Linked DNA regions of Homo sapiens: region 1 is linked to region 2. A link is a contact called in ENCODE Hi-C or POLR2A ChIA-PET data. All regions are on one chromosome and are shown on one strand. The core of a region is the stretch at or near the end of the contact, and the rest is flanking DNA. Distances in the headings are between cores, read along the strand shown. Region 1 overlaps TNS1 (tensin 1). Region 2 overlaps TNS1 (tensin 1).

Region 1 (6,297 bases), core at 532-3,031, 33 kb after region 2:
ATCAGACCCTTGACATACCTCTCCCAGCACATGCCTTTCAACGCCTGACCACTGGGGTCCCATTCCTGACCACTGGAATCCTAAGGAATTCTCCAGTCTCTGGAATTCCTGCCTCTACCTCCGAGGGGGGCATGCAGAACTTCCCACCTCCACCCCACTGCCTAGGAAACTCAAAGGCACTGTGTCATCTCCTGGGGAGAAAAGGGGACAGCCCAGTCTGGAATAGGCAGGATAGAGAGAGGGGTGGCAGGGCACCAAGTCCCATAGAACCCTGGACTCCTAAAATCAGAAATAGGTGGATTTGCATCCACTCTTGCACTCTGTAAAGGAATACACTTTATTATGGTACAATAGCCATCACTCAATGAATGTCTGCCACCTGTCAGCCTGTCTTAAGGACTTTACATCTAACAGCTGGCTTAATTCTCTCAACAACAATAAGAGGTAGACCTCAGACCCACTTTACGGACACAGAAGCTAGGGCTTAGTGAGGCTAAACAGCTAAGATCATGTAGTTAGTAAAGGCAGAGCCAGAATTTGAACCCAGGACTTTCTGAGGTTTAAAGCCAAGCTCTTAACAATGCCCCAATGCAGCTAACAGGTGGGTCTCTATAGTGGTTGAATAGTATCCTCAAAACGTCATGTCCACCCAGAACTTCAGAATACAACCTTATTTGGAAATAGTGCCTTTGCCAGTGTAAGTAGTTAAGGATCTCAATATGACATCAACCTGGATCTAGGGTGGACCCTAAGTCCAATAATTGATGTCCTTGTAGGAAGAGAAGACACACAGAGAGACACTGAAGAAGGCCACGTGGAGATGGAGGTAGAGATTGGAGTGATGCGCTACAAACCAAGGAATCCCACCGCAAGCTAGGAAAAGGCAAGAAGGGATTCTCTGCCATAGGATTCAGAGGGAGCATGGCCCCGTCAACACCTTGATTTCAGATTTCCAGCCTTCAGAACTGTGAGAGAATAAATTTCTGTTATTTTGAGCCACCAGATTTGAGGTAGAGTCATCACTTGGTGTCTATGGAGGATTTGGATCTAGGACCCCTCCACCCCGCCATGGATAGTGGATACCAAAATCCATGGGTGCTCAGGTCTCTTACATAAAATATGTACTATTTACATATAACTTGCATATAAAAAATGTACTATTTGCATATAACTTATGCATATACTTCCGTAGACTTTAAATCATCTCTAGGTTACTTGTAATACCTAATACAATATAAACGCTCTGCAAATAGTTGTTCTGCTGTATTGTTTTTATTTGTATTGTTTTTTATTGTTATTTACTGTTGGGTTTTTTCTGAATATTTTCAACTCATGATGGATTGAGTCCAAAGAGGTGAAACCCATGGATAGAAAGGGCCACCTCATTTGCTACAGTGGCCCTGGGAAACTAATGCAGCCTCCTACATCCCACCTCAAACACCCTGGGGACAGCCACCTGAGGTTGTACAGATCAGATCTGTGGGTCCAGTCCACAGGCACCTCCCTCTAAAATGGACCTGAGCCCTCCTCTGGGGCCAAGGACGGATCAGCCTTTCTGCGTTAGTGGAGACCACCGCCAGCACCTCTCTCCCGTGTGCCAAGGTGACTCCTCTGGGCCAGGCCGAGCCAGGTGCCAGCAACCCAGGGTCCCTTAAGACACATGTTGCCAAGACTCTGCCCTCAGACTTCTCAGAGGCACCGACCCTGTGCCAGCTCTGCCACTTCCTGACCCTGCAACCTTAGGCAAATAACCCCACCTCTCTGTGCTCTGGCAAGTGCCTGCTTGCTAGGGCTGCTGCAAAGGTTAAGTGCGTGGAAAGCAGTTGGAACAGGGCCTGGCTAGTAGCAAGCGCTCAATAACCTGAACTCTTATTGGTACTCTCTTCTCCTGGCCAGCACACACATGCACACACAGAGTTCCAGATGCTACATTCCAGCTGCAGCACACTCCTTAGAGGAGAGCTGGGCTGGAGAGTGATTGAAGACTCAGGCACGAGAGCTGCCTGAGGGGAAAGGCAGATAAACAAAGAGAAGAGGGCATGCTGGCACAGGGGCTGGTGGCAGGGATACCAGTCATGTAGAGGTGGTGAGCAGATGGAAGCATAGAGGGCACAGGACAGTGGGCACGAGGATCCATCCTCACCAGGTAGTTGCCTCCATGTTTGGACTTGAGCATCTGCGCCACCTCACGGAGGTTGCTCCGGAAGTTCTCCTCATTGGCTGTGCTGGGGAAGGAGACAGCGATGATCCTCTCTGTGACGTACACCAGGTCCAGCTCACAGCTGTCCTCCATGGTCCGGCTCACACTCATGTTTCTAGGGAGACAGCAGGCAGCGGAGGGTCCATATCAGAATCCAGCCCACAGGGAAGGCCCCAGATAGCTGCACCCCATACACACCCTGTGTGACCCCCATATGCAGCCCAGGGTGCTTGGCTGCTCTTCAACCCAAGGCCAAGGCCACAGGCTTCCTCTGGCAAGGCCAATGTGGCCGGCTTGGGAGTGCCGGCGAGAACAAGCTGGGTAGGGCTGGCAAGGACCTCAGGCCATTTCAGAACCAAACTGTGATGACACCAATTCTTGGTTCCCATCAGTCCTTTGGCCACTGCCTTCAACCTGTGACTCCAGAGCTCAGAGCCAGGGCCAGACTGGCCCAGGAACCCAGGAGCTCTGGCTCCCAACACTGGCTGCCTGGCCAGGCAGAAGTCTCCCGAAAGGCCCCAGACTGCTCTGGAAGAGGAAGGAGAGCCTGCGCTGGGCGCTCTCCAGCCCTGGAACGGAGACTTCCCACTGCCCGCCCCTAGCTCTCGAGCTGTGGAGTGGGCGGGAAACCTCTCAGGGGAGGGGGCATCTCAGGTGACACGTTCACCTGGGTTCCAGGTAAGCCAGACCACAGCACACATTCCAGCCCTCCCGGAGGCAGGCCAACTCCTGCCCTTTGTTCCTTGGCCTTCTCCCCACCTCTGGCAGCTCCCACTGCCTGCCAGAGCTGCTTCTTGGCAGCAGCCTCCCTGATTTCTAAGGGCCCAGAAAACAAGAGGGCACAGAGCCCTTGTTGCTGCAGTGGCGGGCAGCCGCCAGCACCATGCGTTTCCCGGAGAGGTGGGGAGGCCCCTGGGCTGGCCATCCTCTCCACTGGGCACTGGGTGAGGAAGGGAGGGGCTCGCATCTTTACATCTCTCCCAACTTTTCTTCCAGAGGAAGGGTCCAGGATGCCCACTTGGGAAGCCCACCTCTTGCTTCTAGAAGCACCTCCCCCATCCCTCCAGCTTTTTCCCCAATCATTGACCTCCTAGTGTCTCGCTTCCCCCTCTATCAAATGCAGGCAGCACTGACATTTCATTCTGCTAACCTTTCACCACAGCGGGATAAAGTGGAGAGTGGAGGGCAGCGAAAGGAATACCACTGGGGTATTTAAAAGTGATGAGGGCTCTCTGGCACTAGACAGAACAAGCCCCCAGATGCTGAGAAGCCATGAGGAATCCAGACCTCCACCAGGGTTCAATCCCAGTCCAGGTGGGGTGTGGAGATGGGGCAGCCAAGGATGAGGCATGGCAGGACCTCTCTGTTGGGATGACAGGGGCCTGAGTGGGACTGGGGACCAGCACCCAGAGGTAAGGAGCCCGGTTTGAGTTTGACTCTGAGTCCCAGCTACTTCTTGTCCCTATGGAAAGCTTCTCATTGCAGCTGTGGGGGAGAAGTTTCTATCTCAAGCCAACTGCCTACCCAAGGACAGTTCTTGTAGGTGGTGACCAGTCTGGGACAAGAAGCCACACGCACACATACCTGCAAGCAAGTGGGTGTGAGGGCGGGGAGCCTCAGCTAACTTGCAGCATCCCCTCCTCCCCATCCTCCAAAACCCCTCTCTGTTCTGGCTCCAAGGAAGAAACTAGAATGTCAGAAAAACTCGCAAGACAAGCTCCTGTGATTTCAGCCTCTCCCTCAGCACAGGAAGGGGAGCAAGAGGGGCCGTGCTGGTGAGGGCCATGAGTCAGACGTGGCCCATCTGGGGCACTGACCCGCCCCTGTCTACAGGCTGGATCCCAGGAAGGACGCAAATGCAGAACAGTGCCACCAGCCGGACAGCCTCAGCATCACACTCTGCATCCACCTGCCCAGGTCTAAGGGAAGGAGGGGATCCTCTAAGGAGCCACCTCCAGTCTGTGGACAGCTGGCAGCTGGGCCAGAAACTTCCAGGGGCTTCAACTCTACTGCAGGGCTGGCATCCCCAATCATCTCAGGAGCCTCAGTGGGTGAAGGTGAGGCAGAGAGGGCAAAACAAACTCTCTGGATCGCCAGGACACAAAGTCCCTTGTGCATCCCCTTCCCCCGGCCCCTGCCAGCCCAGCCAGATAGGGAACTTCCCTTTCATAAATGACTCTGCCCAGTCAGAATCCTGTCTGCAGAGAGGAAGAGATCCAGCACAGGCCTCAATGCTCATCAGCCCTAAACGCAAATCCAAGTGCTGCCTCTTGGTGGCTGTGTGACCTTTACAAGTCACCTCATCTCTCTGAAATGCTGCTCTACCAAAGGGAATAAAATACGTACCTTGCGGGGTTGTTGCAAGGACTAGATGAGCTCATGCAGGTAAATAAAGACTCAGCTCAAGGGCTGGCTAAGAGCTCAAAACACAACTGTTGCCAACGGCATCCGCACGCATCCTCTCCTGTGCCTTTCACGTTTGCCCACACTCCCCACCCGTGGCTTTATGGCTGCAGTCCGGGGGACCCAGAGGCAAGACTTAACAGGGACACCCACAGTGACCCCCCTGCTTGCACTCCCGCCCCCTGCCCCCACGGGCCAGGCATACCTGATGGGCTGGAGGTGGGGCTGGACACTCGGGGTGACCCTGGTGGAGCCCTGGGAAGGAGAGAAGAGAAGCAGCATTATGCAGGGGTGGGCAGGATGGCAGGAGGAGCACACCAGAGAGCTGTCCACGGGGGCAAACATGATCCTCTTCTTTCCTTGCCAACATTCTGGCCCTGCCACCCTAACCCCTGCAAAAACACAGCCTGCCCGAAGCCAAAGCCATCAACACTGATTCCACGTGAGTGTGCCTGCCTGTGTGCAAGCCCCAGAGGGACAAAAGGAAGAATCCCGAATGCTGAGGAGTGCACCCCACTGGGCTGGTGCCATCCACACTGAGGGCACACTCAACAGTTACTGAATCAATGGAAACACACTTCACTTTGATACACTCGCCAACACAAGAGAAACCCCAGGAGGAGAATACGACTGCCACCACAAAAGGAGCGATGAGAGTAATGGCGCCCCTCTGTCTTGCCACCATCACCCCACACTTCTCTGCTTGAAAGCTGTAACATCAAGTCATTCAATTGAGTTTAGAGACCAGAACAGGCAGGTGGAGCATGCAGGAACCAAGACGAGGCCTAAGACAGTGAGCCATGCTCCTGAGGGCCCACTCCCCACTGTCTGTGGCAGACAGTAACCATCTCACCCACTCCCCTTTTCACAGCTGTCGAGTGGTACAAACTTAAGCAAATGGGCCCAATCCATCCCAGGGCAGCAGGATGGCATGGCGGGTGTGAAAGCACAGGGTCAGAGGCCCACAGACCACAGAGTTTGGATTCCAGGATCCTGCTGGGCAGCCCTGCCAGTTACTTAACCCCTCTGAGCCTCTTGTAATGTCACATGTAAAATGGGACAACCTTCAGGCTGGCAGTGAGGATCCAAAGGAGTTATGCATATAAGGCACTTCGCATCATGCCTGGTATTTACCAGATGACAGCTGTTGTTTTTGTTGTTACTTTTGTATCAAGAAAAATGAAAAGGGTAGTTACAACCAAACATTCACCTCTATAGAAAACCAACACCCTGCATCGCCTCTACCCATCCTTCCAGTCACCTCACAGGATGCAGAATTGGGAAGGCCAGTTTCTAGATTCTCAGACCTCCTGAGCCCATTGACACCTTCCAAACACCCATGTGCCTCTCAGAAAATGGTCTTTTCCTACCGCCAAGTTGCAGCCTCTTCTTTAAAGAGACAGGACCACAATCTGCCAAGAAAGGAAGAAACTGAGGCACAGAATAACTTACCCTCAAGTCCCTGGGAAGTTGACGGCCAGGCAGGATTCACACTCCAACCTGGGGCTTGACCACGGGGTCTCCAAGAAGAGGAGCCCCTGCACCCCTCTCCTGGCTCCGCAGTGCCTACGAGGCAGGATAGGTGGGTTCCGAGGTCCAGCTCCCAGCTGAGCCCCAAGTTAGAGCAGCTCTGCTAAGAGGGGGACCCTCCATCCAGCTGTCCGGAAGAAGGCTCTGCCCAGAGTCCCAGCTGC
Region 2 (6,320 bases), core at 800-3,299:
CTGCCAATGGTGTGCCTGAAAATGCATTGCCACTTCCACCTGCAGAGATGAATTCAGCCTCAAGGACCACAAGGAGAGAAGGACGGGCACAACCTCAGCTGCATGCATAAATAGGAAAGGACTTCCTGGGGGCTTGGGCAGAGGGCAGGGCATGGCAAATCTGGTTCAAAAAAGAATACACTTCGTCTTACCATGTTTCTATTTGGGGGAAAAAAAAAGACAATTTTTTTTCTTAAAACAAACTACAGGAAATAGCAGGAGAAAAGTCTTTCCCAATAGTGGGTGGGTTAAACTAAGCTTGAAAGATGATGGTATTACTCTGTCTTCAGAGGCAGCCCAGTATCCCCTGTACCCCCTGAGGTGGCCCTGAGCAGGGCAGTTTCATAAAACACAAGTTCTAGAGGTAGGAGGGTGGGTCTGGATACCTTCTGGAAACTTCTCAGGTGCCAAGGATTCTTCAAGACCCCAGATTTGCCACATGGCACCGCACTGTGGGCAGTCAGCCCAGGCAATTTCCTAGAATCCCCGCATGGTCAAGCCAGAGGATGTTGTGAGTTCATTGGGCCCAACCCACCCACCCGATTTCATCTGTCCAAGTCAGCGAAGGGAAGAGTTTCCCACTGTCACACATGGTCAGTGCTGGAGTGAGATTGCCACCAGGGCCCCTGGCTCTCAGAGGGAGTCCTCCCCACTGCCAGATCTCAGTCAGATGCCATGAGATGGGTGCTCAGAGACTGTGAACTCTCATTACAGAAGAACCACAAATGTCTGCAGGTCTAGCTGTGCGAGGAAAGTAGGATATTGGTGGACAATTCTACAATGAAGACACACTTCCCAACTGTAGGTCAAGCAAATGCCCCCATTCCCTCCAGACCATCCTTCCAGCCAGCAGACCTACAGCTGGAGCCAGGTGGCCAGGGCCCCTCACCCACACTGAGGGGTCTCTCCAGGGAGGAAGGGGGCCCAGCCTCCCTGGTCACCCCCTCCAAGGCTTAGTCCCTTCCTGTCAAGTTCTTTCTTTTCATTCGTAGGTATAAAGCAACATTCCTGGCCTGGCTCTTTGTTCTTCCTCGTAAAGAACAGAATGGCTGAGTGCTTTGGTTTCCAAGCAGCCGGGTCCCAGAACAGAAGGAGGAAACAGAACAGAGTGTCTCCAGTGAAAGACTACTTCACACCCTGCAGGTGGGACAGGTGAGATCACAAAGATGAGAGGTTAGAGGAAAGAGGAGCACCCCCAGGTAGCCAGGGCCCCCCAGGGAATGTGTGACAATACTGCAGATATTTGGGGTTATCACACCTGGAGGAAATACTACTGGTGTCTAGTGGGTACAGGCCAAAGATGCTGCTAAACATCCTACAATACACAGGACAGACCCCCACAACAAGCAATTGTTGTGGTGGTCCCAAGCAATTGTATTGGTCCCAAATGCCAATAGTACCACAGGTGAGAGGCCCTGAGCTAGACTGAGGGATGAAGGAGCCTGGGGTGTAATAGACCGATCTCCGAACTAAGACTCAAGAGTCTTGGGTTTCAACCCCATCTGGGCCACTACTTCACTGCTTAAACTTGGGCAAGTGATTTCCTTTTCCTGGGACTCAGTTTCCAACGTGGTAAAATGAGTGGGAGGAGATAAGCTTTGAACTCTAAAACTTCTGGTTCTATGGACAGCCATCAAGGAAGAGAAAGACATGGCTGGAGGGAGCAGTCAGGACAGGAGAAGGAAGGGGTCTCCCAAGATAGGCATGGTGTCAAGGTTCAAACGTCTGGGGATAGAGGGAGGAAGGGCCCGCTGCCTGGGGTGGGCACAGCAGCTGCATATGTGATGAAAACATGTCCTTAGACCTCCCCAGGACCTCCTCCCTGCCTCCCAGCCCAGTGGACAGGGAAGACAGGGCCATCGGAGCAGGACAAGCTTCAGGCACCCCTGGCAGGGCCTCAGCCTTCCAGGGTCTTCACACTTCCCATCCCAGGAAGGCAGTGGGCAGGGCCAGGCCCAGGAGCATGTTCCCTAAGAACAGGACAGGAGCCCTAGTGCCAGAGGATTACTCAGGAAGGGAATTGTCAACTCCCAGGCAGATGTTTGTGTTGGATGAGGGTCGGGACATATCCACTCACCGCGCTTCTGCTTCTCCCCACCCTTACTGCTCCCAGGACGTGGACACCATGTCAGTGGCAGTCCTCACTGAATGGGGAGAGGGTATATGGGGCTTTGGGAGCAAGGGCGAAGGAGAGGGTAGAATGGAATGAGGCAGGCATGTTATTGAGTATGTGCCTGCACGTTAATGGAAGTTCCCTTGCTTGGTTCCACAACTGCCTTTCAAAGTGGATATTGTTATGCCATCTTCCTGATAAAGAAACTAAGGCTCAGGGGTTGGAGCTTGCTCAGGATTACATTGCCAGTCTGACTCTGACATTCATGCTCTTTCTGCTTCCCAGAAAGGAAGGAGAAACAAGAAAGGAGATGGAGGAGGCAAAGGTTTAGATCTTAGAAGATCCAACAAGAAAAAAGGAGTGGAGAGTGACAATAAAGTCACAATGCTGGTTTATAACAAACTCCAGCAGGCAAGTGAGCACTGTCCCCATCAAACTGGTTCCCTGGGAATTTTATGCATTTATCCTCACAATGCTACCAGAGCTCAAAGCATTTCTGGAAACAAGTAGAACACTGCCTCAGGGCTGGTTTATAATTCACACGAATGAAACCATCTCTGCAAGTGAGGTCAATCACTATTCCTGATCCCAAACAGGCCCATTCTCTCAGCATCCACATATAAGTTGGGTTATCAAACTGGCTGGGCAGTTTTATAATTACAGCTCCCAATACTGTACGCAGTGGGGCAGAGTTGGGGTACGCAGTGGGGCAGAGATCCATGTGGTTCCATGCAGAGAGGTGGGTGTGTGCAGAGGAGCCCATGTGGTTCCATGCATGAGAGGTGGCTATGACTACAGGGGTCCATGTGCTTCCATGCATGAGAGGTGGCTATGACTAGAGGGATCCATGTGGTTCCATGCATGAGAGGTGGTTGTGAGCAGAGGGGTCCATGTGGTTCCATGTGTGAGAGGTGACTATGAGTCAAGGGGTCCCTGTGGCTCCATGCATGAGAGGTGGCTATGAGTACAGGAGTCCATGTGGTTACATGCATGAGTAGGTGCAGAGGTGGGTGGAGGATCTGGGTGGGTATCTGCTTCCTTCCCCAAATAAGCCCATCTAGGGCTAGGCTGAAAGTGACTCACTTATGCAGAGGCCACCAAACCATGAAGCACAGGCCTGCATGGCAGACAGAAGCCAGGGCACCACCCTTGGGCCTTTCTGCCTTTGCATCACATGAGGAGCGCCCATCTGCTTCTCGAAGGTTCTCAAGCAATGTGCAGACAGAGAGAGGAAGGCAGGGAAGAAGGAGAGAGCTGAGAAGCTTTGAGCTTTCATATCAAAATCTGATCTCACTGCCCCTGGAGAAGGAGAAGAACACACATCAAAGAACACTTTGCTGCTAACAATTTTTTTAAGCAATCAAAGGCATAAGTCCCAGATAAGCAGCCAGGGCATCGACTGGCTGTAAAGATGTAAAGATTGGGCAGTCTGAAGCTCCCCACATCCATCAACAGCTCTGTTGCTGCTTCCCAGGGCACAGGGAGATAAATGGCCCAGGGATTGAACAACTGAGGTCCAGTATTCTGGAGCCAGGAGTGTCTGAGGCAGGACACCCCAGGTCCCTGAGGGATAGTCTTGTGAGTGTAAATAATGCTTGAGCAAAGAAAGAGGGGCAGGAGAAAAGGGACTTTGGGGTGAGACTCCTGAGTCCCCTTTGCACAAGAATGAGCTAGGACCTTGTCAGAACCCTCTAGAAGTTGCCTTGTTTTCCCATGTCCACAAGCCATGGTCACTCATCCTACCTAGACAGATGCGTGGAGTGGAAAGGTTCTTCTCCTCAACTTTCAGAAAATCTAGAAAATCTAGTCCTGGCACCTGTTCCTGTTACTCAGATCCCCCAAAGGCAAGAGGGTTCTCCTGAATGTCAGACCTCCATCCTTCCAGCAGCAGCTAAAACTCACCTCTCCAACTCTGCCCCTAGATCTCTAACCAGCCACGGTGTAACAAACAGACCTAAAGAAAATGCTGCCTGGCTGCAGCAGCAGACTAGGAGCCAAAGAGCCAGAATTCTAAGGGGTGATTTTGGACAGGCCTCAGTTTACTCCACTGTGCAATGGCAGAGGGCAAGTATAGGTGATCCCTAAAGTCCTGTTTGGATCTGGATCCTCAAGGATACAACTCAGAGAAGATGCTCTACCAGGCACTGTTTGGATCCCAGAGCCCCTGGACTTGGCAGGCCTGTATCTCCTCTCCTGCTTGGACCTGCCCGGGTGGCTTCAGGCTCCAAACTTGTCTGAGGCTATTTCTGCAGCAGCCATGGAGTCCCTGAGGCTAGGACAGAAAAGGGGACTTACAGGAAGTCTGTAAACACACACCAGGCTGCAGAGGTTCCCAGGGCCATGCAGGGCAATCAAGAGGCTGATTTATTTTCATCAGTGAAATGCTGAAACTTAATCCCTGGAGCAAGCTGACCCGGCAGACAGCGGCAGGCAGCTCCTCAACCAGAGCAGAATTAGCTAGTCCGCAGCCTCTCAGGCCTCTCCACTGGGGCTGGCAGAGGGAGGGGACAGGGAGAAGGCTGGGGCTGGCCAGTTCAGCCACTGTGGCTCCAGATCCCTTGGGCTGGCCTCTCCCCTCCCCCATCACTGGCCTGCAAGGGTCTCCAGGACACAGGCACAGCATTGGGCAGAGCTGGACAGGCAGGCTTCCCACTTTAACTCAGTTCCTATTCCCTAGGTTCTCAAACCCCAACTGCATGGGGCAGCAGGGCAGGGCTCCTCAGGACTCCTACCCTTGTCAGAAATGGTGAGAAATGTTATGCTGAGAAATGGTGGGTGTCAGAATCCAAGCTCTACCCCTACCTGGCTGTGTAAGCATCAGTAAGTTACTTAACCTCTCTGTGCTTGTTTCTTCATCTGTGAAATAGGAACAAGAGAACTCAGGTCACAGGAGAGTCATGAGGAGTACAAGAAATTATGGGTACCTAACAGTATCTCACATATTGGGGGGTGCATATTAAAGGAGGTGGGCGGATAGATTCTCCTCCTCATCCCTAGCCAAATCACTGTCTGGGAGCATCAATTAATACAGTCCTTATGAAGGCCAATCTGGCCCTGTCTATAAAAATTATCTCTTCATATATTCTTCTACCCAGCAATTCCACTTCCAGAAATTTGTCCTATAGATAGACTTACCCAAATGAAAATGGTATATGTGCAACGCCATTCACTGCAGCATTTTTTTGGAAACAGCAAAAGATTGGAAACAGCTTAAATGTTTCTATGATTTAAAGGCAGTTTTTAAAAACCTAGTTATTAAAACATAGTGCACACATACAGTGGAATAGTATGCAGCTGAACAAAATGAGAAGACTCTTTACCTGCCATTACAGAAAGATCTTTACAATGTATCATTCTATAAAGAGGCTGAGGCCAAAGCCAAATCCTTACTATGGCTACCAGACCCCAGGTGATCTACTCCCTGTTACCTTATCTCCCAACACAACCTCCATTCAGTCACACTGTCCTCTTCCCGGCTTCCCAAACATCTCAGGTGGGCCCCTGCCTCAGGGCCTTTGCACCTGCTGTTACCTCTGCCTGGAATGCTCTTCTCCAGATATTTGTCTGGCCAGCTTCTGTGCCTCTTTCAAGTCTTGGCTCAAGTGTTCCTCCTCAGAGGGCCGGGACTGACCAACTCCCCTTTTTAAAAATGTCAACTCTTCAATGCCCCCATTCCCAATCACCCTTACTCTGCTCCATTTTTTGCCAGGGTATTTCTCAAGTTCTAACAGGCTCTGTCAGTTATTTATTATGGTTGTTTTTAAATGTGTTATTGTCTGCCTCCACTAGAATGGAACCGCCGCATGGCAGGGATCTTTGTTTCATTCATTGTTCTGTCCCCAGCATCTAGAACAGTGAGTGGCCGGTACAGAGTAAGCACTCAGTAAAGACCTATTGAATGAAGAAGCGAATGTGACTGAGGACAGCTTATGTACTAAAGAATGTAGATGATGTGGGGTTTTTCCTTCTCTTCATCTTCTTCAATTGCATGGACTTAAGGTTAGGCCTATCCTTATGTCATTCCCACCCTCTTGCATGCTGATGTGTTTTCTCAAAGGGAGGAGGCCATAGCCTGCAGCCTGGTGGTTACTGACGACCAGTGCCAAGGAGGCAGGACCCCTGAGCAGAGGAAGTGGGTCACACCTGGGGATGGAGCCTGGCATTTAGA

Evidence for each region. Hi-C counts contacts between places; a loop is a spot of excess contacts on that map. ChIA-PET counts read pairs that join two places held with the same protein, here RNA polymerase II (POLR2A). Pooled maps may share reads with other maps.
Region 1: a loop to region 2 is called in a map of aorta, with 2.1 times the contacts of the local background. The contact joins two enhancer-like sites. A Hi-C loop is called at or near these places in 8 of 168 maps with a recorded cell type or tissue (aorta, ascending aorta, endothelial cell of umbilical vein and 5 more), 1 of 37 single-sample maps with no recorded cell type and 3 of 50 pooled maps. POLR2A ChIA-PET finds 5 or more read pairs at or near these places in 1 of 52 experiments (activated CD4-positive, alpha-beta T cell).

What each region holds. Positions count from the first base shown.
Region 1 is chr2:217,895,655-217,901,951 of GRCh38, forward strand. TNS1 (tensin 1) reads right to left here. Exons shown (of 33, transcript NM_001387777.1): 7 at 4,809-4,858; 8 at 2,144-2,315. It overlaps MIR6809 (microRNA 6809), which reads right to left and starts at 4,974; the gene lies at 4,859-4,974. Within about 2 kb of position 1,782, at least 8 of the 41 ENCODE cell types and tissues checked have a DNase peak (open chromatin) inside an H3K27ac peak, as active enhancers do.
Region 2 is chr2:217,862,067-217,868,386 of GRCh38, forward strand. The region is part of intron 18 of TNS1 (tensin 1); the gene reads right to left. Among named protein-coding and RNA genes, the nearest start is that of SNORA115, 31 kb to the left of the region's middle. RefSeq lists an enhancer at 3,267-3,326. Within about 2 kb of position 2,050, at least 5 of the 41 ENCODE cell types and tissues checked have a DNase peak (open chromatin) inside an H3K27ac peak, as active enhancers do.